3 separate regions of the Mus musculus genome follow, and all the other regions are linked to region 1. A link is a loop called in an ENCODE intact Hi-C map of the cell type or tissue named here. Cell type or tissue: heart. All regions are shown on one strand.

Region 1 (2,500 bases):
TTTTATGAGCAGCTCCTCAAGGGTTGCTATGCTTTAAATTAAAACTCTCCATCCTCTTATTCAAATAAACAAATTATACTTTTTTGTAAACCCCCCAAACATTGTCAGATTTCCTTTAAAGAAAAAAAAGGTAAATTGTGTTTCTTGAACATTACAAATTACCAAGACTTACAGCTCAGTGATAGAGTACTTGCCCAAGAAGTAAGTCCCTGGCTTTAATACAAGCACAAGGTGGTAAGCATAATTTTACAGGAAAAAAAAAAACATCTTTTAAAAACGGTAATGGGGTGGTTCAGTGGTCAAATACTAGCACAGAATAAACAGGGTCCCGGGTTCAATCCCCAAAACTACAGAAAGCAGGAAATGGGGGCAGGTGGGAGGGGGCAAGCCCATCAATGCTGAGTGATTGATACTGATATATAGATGTAGCTATATATAAACATATCACTGATGTGAATGTATAGATACATATAGAACTATCACACACATTCATACACTAAGCGCATATATAGAACAATCTCAATGAATATTGATAATAATGCTATATTGATGTAGCATAGTGTATACTCATGCTTTTAAAAAAATTGGTGGACTAAAACGAGTTCAAAGACAGACAATTGGATCTTTTTGTTTGTTTGTTTTTGTTTGTTTGTTTGTTTGTTTGTTTGTTTTTTCAAGACAGGGTTTCTCTGTATAGCCCTGGCTGTCCTGGAACTCACTTTGTAGACCAGGCTGGCCTTGAACTCAGAAATCTGCCTGCCTCTGCCTCCGGAGTGCTGGGATTAAAGGCATGCGCCACCACGCCCAGCCTTTTATAGCAATCTTAAGAGTCATAGACATTATCATCTAAACTCACCAACTTTTTAAAAGATTGAAATAAAAAAAAAGGGGGTGGGGCTAATTGAAAGTGTTGAGCCCAGAAATTCTTCATGTTTTATTCATCTTTAAGTTACTATTCATAGATAACACTAGCCAATAGCTACTGTTTTCTGAGAACTGTTAATACGTGTGAACAGACCACTGACTTCAACAAGCGTTGAGCAGAGGGGTCAGGATTAATGGGCTGTTCCTGTGTCTTTTAGGCGTGAGGCCTCCCACAGTGGATGTCATCATCTTAGACTTAGAAAAGCTAGTCACATCCTCAAAAAAAAAAAAAAATGTTGTATGATAAACAGATCATAACAGAAACTGCCAGGGGCAGGCAGACACGGAATCCAGCTGGGTTTCTTTAGCCCTGATCCCAGTTTCAGCTGCAGGTTTTTTCCAGAAAGAACAGAAGTTTGATTTACTCAACATTCTGCAGAAGTCAGGGGTGTGGTTATAACTCATTGCTAATGGGTTTTCCCTTAATTCTTGTAGCAACAGGACCTTACAGTGGCTACTGGCAGGAAAAAGGTGAAACTAAGGTCACAACAGGAGTCTATAGCATCAAAACAGAAACAGCTGTTGAGGACCACCTAGCGGCAGCAGGGGCAGCAGTATTTTTTTATATTATCCCTAAGGCACAAAGTATGACTAGTTTCCAGACTTAGAGCTGAGAGCCACAGTGACGGATGAAGACTATGTGTTGTTTTTTTTTTTTTTTTTTTTTTTTTTTTTTTTACCAACTCTGCCATTAAATGCTTGTAATTTCATCCTGATACACAAATCACCTCTGATGTAGGCCAATCTTGTTTTCTTCTTATTCATTAGAAAGTGTGAATTCAGGGGGGAAACGTCCATGAACCGTTCGTTGGGCTTTCTTTCTTTCTTTCTTTCTTTCTTTCTTTCTTTCTTTCTTTCTTCCTTCCTTCCTTCCTTCCTTCCTTCCTTTCTTTCTTTTTCTCTTTTTTTTCTTTTCTTTTTTTTAACAGGGGTTGGATTGGAAATTTGACAGCAACGCTGAGACGCTTTTGCTAAGGCAGGGATCAATGGGAGTGTGCTTACTGAGTAATTGCATTCCTTCTTGGCTAGCCAGCAACGTGGAAACTGAGCCCTGCTCGGCGCTGTGCACACCCAGCTTGCAAGGTCTGTTTCCACTTCTCCAGACCAGGCCAGTCTCATAGGAACAGCTGTCTCCAAACCCTCTGTACAGCCGGAAGCCAGTTGCTTGGGTTAGGAGCCCATTTTGTGCCAGGGACTACAGGAAGTACGTCATAGGCCTCGCCTTTTCTCATGACCTTTGAAGCCAATTTGTAGCTGGGTGAGGAAGCTGAGACCAAACTGGCCTCATTGCCCAGTCTGGATCCTCAGCACCTAACTGGCACAGTGCTGGCGCTAGGCACCAGAACCCCGGGATGAGGGAGGGCATGGATGAACATCCTAAATACTCACTAGACATGTTTTGAATGTAATGTGACATGACATGTTGTGTCCTCCCTGGCCACTTTCAAGCCTCAACTCCTCAGGACAATTGGGGAAACTGAAGCCCCAGATCAAATGACTTAGCAAAGGTCACAGGGCAGGGGGGCAGACAGAAAAGTGCCTTTGAGTCTTTCTGTGGTCCAAATGGTAATTCTAT
Region 2 (2,500 bases), 110 kb before region 1:
CCTCCTCCTCCACCATACCGAGGGGCACTCATGCTTGCTTTCTTTTCTATTCTATTTCTTTGTTCATTCTGTCATCTCCCTGTAAAACCCACAGGAGCCACTCTCCTGAGGCTCTGCTGTGGGCGTTTACCCTCAAGTTTTTCAGTTTTCATCAGGAAAGGTCCTAAGAGGAAATCTCAAGATTTTTCACCCGTTTTTGTTACTATTGTGTTGTTTGTTGGTTTTTTGTTGTTGTTGTTATTCTTGGTTTTTTTTTTGTTTGTTTGTTTGTTTGTTTTTTTTAAATATCCAGAGATAACTTGCCCCAAGGATTCCTAGCTTTGGCCTGAGTTCCTTTTAACTCGGAAGTCTGTATCCTGCTGTTTAAACATTAAGATGGTTCCTCACTGCCTTAGAGTCGGCAACCTGCAGGCCAAGGCGAACTTTAAAGAAAAACCAGGTCATGCCGCATGTTTTTGGTGAGCACAGGAATCAACAAAGCGCTGTTACATAACTTCTATTTATGTCCTCCTTGCTCACTATCTGCAGGCAGGCAAGAGTCGCAGAGCTGGGATTTAATGAGCTCTGGGTTTGCTCACCTTCCTGAGCTGGTAGGAACCAGCTTGTTCTCAAAATGCGTCAGTAAAGAATCAGGCTGTGGGTGGGCGGCCAGGGGTAGTAGGTGGGCCGCATTGTTGCCATGGTGTTTTTTAATTCCCCTGTTTCTCAAGGATCCTGCTCTCTCCTTCCCTGACTCCCCACCCCCTTCTTTTCTTTTCTTTCTTTTTAATCCATGCGCTTCCTTGTTTCTCACGCCCACTCGTGATTTCTTGGAGCTGCCTCAGGAAACAGGAATATTTTCCCTCCCTTCCACAAACACCCCCATTGTGTAGCCCCAGGGCCTCAGAAGAGTTTTTCCTAAGGTGCTCCTTTCCCACCCTCCCCTGTCTATTTTCCCGTGATTTTTCGTAACCACTCCCTCCATTGCCCGGGCTTAGCCTCCCTGTGGCGGGATGGAAGCTTTCTGTCTCCTGCTAGATTGCTCCGGAACCAGGTGGATTCCGTTGCTCCTAGCACAGCAGTTTGCCCCGGAGGAGAGCGGTTGTTTGTGTTTCCCTACATCCTGGTCTCTGCTCTTGCCCTAAACTGAATGACATCTGTCCCCTCTAGCCATATTATTATGAAATAGAGTCACACTTTATAAAAGGAAAACAAGGGAAGTTTGTCCCACAATGATGACCCCTGTTACCTGAAAGTTACAGGTTGGATTAACACACATTTTAAAAAAAATAGAAAAAGTCATGTGCTAGGGAATTAGCTAAGTGGGACAGTGTGTACTTGGCACGGGTGAAACTGGGTTTGATCCTCCATCTGTCTCGAGAACAGTGCATGTGTGTGAGAGCTCGTGTACACACACACACACACCCTCCCTCCCTGACTCTGATACATAGCAAGGAAGGAAGGAAGGGCTGAGAGCCCTGTGGCTGCCAGGGAGAGCTCCCTGCTCCCTGCACCTCGGCTTCTGAGGGAAGCCACCCAGGTTTCTGTGCTGACTTTGTGTCCACACTCTCAGCAGAGCGGAAGCTTTTAACAAGTACAAAAGAATAAGTTGAGATGAAAAACTCCAGCGGGGGGGGGTGGGGGTGGGTTGGGGGTGGGGGTGGGGGGGGGGACAGTTCCAGCAAAACAGGCTTAAGATTTTTAAAGTTAAAAAAAAATTTAAAAAGTCAAGCCCACCCCTTCATTGCTTACGAGTTGTGCAATCCTTACTGGAGGTAGCTGTTTGAATAATCAAAGGCCGGCTGACTTCCCTTCATTAACTAGAGCGGCAGACATCTGCATAAAACATCCCAGATTCCAGACTGAGTAGGTAATTTTTTTTTCCCTCTGAGTAACTTGAGGGACTTTCCCTTTGGAAACCTTCCAAGAGAGTGAACTTCGTGGTTGAGACTTTTTTCTCTTTCTCCCTGGTGTTGGATGTAGAACCCAGGGCAAGTGCTCTACTGCTGCGCTTGTGCTGGGCAAGCCCTACCTACAGTGGTTTTTACTGGGCTAGGCAGCAGCTTGATCCTGAATATGAAGCAATTCAGTCACCTCAGACACAAATCTGGAGCCCTCAGTTCTGAGAACGTTCTTGGTGTTCACAGCTGACCGCCGCTCTATATCTTAGCGCCACTTGCCACTTCAGAGCCTGCCCACACTTAGATTTCTCAAGGTCCACTAAGATCCCTTGGAAAAGTAGCCCTCCGCGTTTTACCAGTACCCTACGCTTGCATTTTGAGCTTGCTTCATCAGCGTGGTTCAGACACTCAAGCCTGTGGTTCTGTAAGCCATGTGTATTCTTCCGCAACTGTTCCAAAAATCCAAGACTTTAAAATGTGTGTGTGGGGGGGGGGGGAGGGACTGTAATTGAAGGAAGGTGTGGTGGAGTCACCCTCAGCAGCTGGTGTTTGAGAAATGTGGCTTTATTAATGTTCTTGCAACATGACCCCACAGACTGTCGAGCCTGGAGTTTGTAGCT
Region 3 (2,500 bases), 59 kb before region 1:
TTGGGTGTGTAGGAGGTTCTGTGGTGTCAACTGGACTATGATCATCTCTCGTTTCTCCAAACCCCTCTCTCTAAACCTCCATCCAGAGTCAGTCATGCTCTGCTACCCTGTAAGGAAATCTCACCCACAGGGTCAGAACTCAGGGGAAACCTGGCCGATTGTATGTTGAGGGTGCTTGAGAAAGCTGGAGGTTCTCTGTCCGTGTTGGTGTCCTCCCTTATCTGATTGTCAAGGAGTTGGCTTACACTGGCCTGCAGCTTAGCTGGCAGGATGTCTGTGTGCCTGGTGCCAAGGGAACTAGAGAAGCAGAAGATGGTTTCCCCAAGTGCATTCAGAGTGTTCTTTCTAGCTTTTCTGTCAGCCTGTTAATGGAGATGGATTTCCAGGCATGGGGTATATGTTCACATACAAATGTATTATCTAGTAGGTAAGTCAGGGACCCTTCAATAGTGGGTGTCAGGAAACCCACGCTAGATGAAGCAGAGTGGAAATGCATTGGTTCATTTTGACATAGAAAGCAAGAACCTGGCTTCAGGTATAGCTGAATATGGGGGCTTAGGCAGTGGCATCGGGGCCCAATTCTTTTGTCCCTTAGTTTGGCTCTGTGTCTACTGAATGTTTGTGATTTTATGACCCACGGTGGGGTAAGAAGAGGACAGTAGCCCTAAACTCATATTCCCTTCAGGTTCAAGGTAAGTAGAAAAAAAACAAAATTGTCTTTTGCTATAATCCCAGGGGAGAAAAAAATGCCTCCTGGGTTTTATTGGCTCATTTGGTCACATGACAATCCTTGAACAATTATTATATCCAGAAGAATATAATGTTGTGATTGGCCAGATGAAGCTCCTTCCCGACCTCGGGAACTGGTTCTTGAAAAGGGGTGGATCCCCCATGGGAAGGTCAGAAATCGTTCCCTGAAAGAAGTACAGGACAAAGAGCTCATCCTGGCAAAACCCTGTTTTTGTTTCTTAAGAAAATGTTCATCTTACTTGTGACTGCAGAAGCCAAGAAAGTTGAGCCGTGTCCACTTCTCACTAAGCTCAGCCCCTGTAGTGTCTGGAATGGAGCCAGCTTAGATAACGAGCTTTAAGCATGCTGATCGCAGAGTTCACAGAGACGGGTGACTTCTGTATCTGACTGACTCATACAAGAATGTTAGAAATGGTTCATTTCGAAAACCATCATTTCAGTATGTGTTAATTTTGTTTTTGCCGTACACAAGTGCTGCTTGATTGCTGGTGCACTTGAAATGATTTGACTACTGTGTAATTTGTATTATGCCTGAAAAGCAAAGTACTGGAATGACTTGGAGTCCCAGGACAGTTCTGAGAGAGCTTGGTGGGCACTCGGTGCTAAGGCTCCTCTCAGGTTCTCACGCCTAGTTGAGCATGGTCTCTGCCATCTGACTCTTCCCACCACCGTCTGTTCTCAGGTCTGCAATAAAATCATCTTCCTGATGAGCTTTGTGGGCAACTGTGGGACCTTCACCAGAGGCTACCGGGCCATGGTTCTGGATGTGGAGTTCCTCTATCATTTGCTGTATCTACTCATCTGTGCCATGGGCCTCTTCGTACATGAGTTCTTCTATAGCTTGCTGGTGAGTACCAGGGGTTCACATGTGGAGAACTGTGTCATCTCTTATCACAGACCCCCCACCTTCTAATCACAGCTACTGGGCCTGGTTCTATAATATCAAGCTCCAACTGCATCCGATCTTGGGAGGATCTGAGAGGAAAATGACATAGGAAACAGGGCAGCTCCAGGGAACCTGGCAGTGCAGGATCTCATCATGTCCTGTATGTGGCACATCTGTAGTTTCCACTCATGGAGGAGGTGCCTCTGCAGTTCAGATGTTTCCTATATATGTGTCCATTTCTCTCACTTGGGAAGCACTTGCCAAGAGGCATATGTTTGACACAGTCACCTACAGTCCTCTGCAATCTGTTTCTCAAGGCAAACATGTCAGGACCAAAGTAAGAGCAACTTGCAAAGCCCAGGACCCAGGACAGTGAGCTTGCTAAGTAAAAGTGATTTTGTTCCCATAGAGCCAAGTTGTTAAGACCTTGACAGTTGGTGAGTTGGTTCTGTCCCTTTCTTGGGAGCAGATTAAGTTATAAACCAAATAATGATTTTCTGTGCCAAAGTCAAAAGAAACCTAGATCTATAAAATTGGGGATAAGAAATTTCAGTGCACCTACATAACATGGCAAGAAGCATAAACTTTTATGGTGCAAACACAAGAAATATAAAAATATGAAGATCAAAAAAAATATCCAAGGGCTAAAAATAAGAGAGGGGGGGTAGGGAAATGGAAGGAAAGGAAAGGAAAGGAAAGGAATGAAAGGATTTAGACAATAGGGATTGTGAAACGTCCTTAAGGAAAACCCATGTATGGTTTCTAAGCTGCTTTTGTCTGTCTCAGTTTCCTTCCTTCCTTCCTTCCTTCCTTCCAAGTTGAGAAGAAGGTTTTCCTCGCAGGGATACTGTATGGATCACATGT

Evidence for each region. Peaks named below come from ENCODE experiments on the same cell type or tissue, not always from the same donor. Only the 100,000 strongest peaks of a DNase experiment are listed, where the experiment ranks them.
Region 2: a loop joins it to region 1, with 12 times the contacts of the local background. A loop is called at or near these places in 3 of 42 quality-filtered maps.
Region 3: it touches region 1 in a loop (1.8-fold over the local background); 4 of 42 quality-filtered maps call a loop at or near these places.

What each region holds. Positions count from the first base shown.
Region 1 is chr6:108,568,423-108,570,922 of GRCm38, forward strand. No RefSeq gene overlaps it. Among named protein-coding and RNA genes, the nearest start is that of Gm44040, 34 kb to the left of the region's middle. In heart, a CTCF peak has its summit at 1,461; DNase peaks (open chromatin) are centred at 1,269 and 2,079; H3K4me3 peaks cover 393 bases; H3K27ac peaks cover 590 bases.
Region 2 is chr6:108,455,828-108,458,327 of GRCm38, forward strand. All of the region lies in intron 44 of Itpr1 (inositol 1,4,5-trisphosphate receptor 1), which reads left to right. The region is part of intron 3 of Gm35165 (a long non-coding RNA gene); the gene reads right to left. Among named protein-coding and RNA genes, the nearest start is that of Gm35165, 16 kb to the right of the region's middle. In heart, a CTCF peak has its summit at 983; DNase peaks (open chromatin) are centred at 534, 984, 1,414 and 1,894; H3K4me3 peaks cover 823 bases; H3K27ac peaks cover 2,340 bases.
Region 3 is chr6:108,509,263-108,511,762 of GRCm38, forward strand. Itpr1 (inositol 1,4,5-trisphosphate receptor 1) reads left to right here. Exons shown (of 62, transcript NM_010585.5): 55 at 1,433-1,597. Among named protein-coding and RNA genes, the nearest start is that of Mir7661, 21 kb to the left of the region's middle. In heart, no CTCF peak of the experiment used is centred here; a DNase peak (open chromatin) is centred at 959.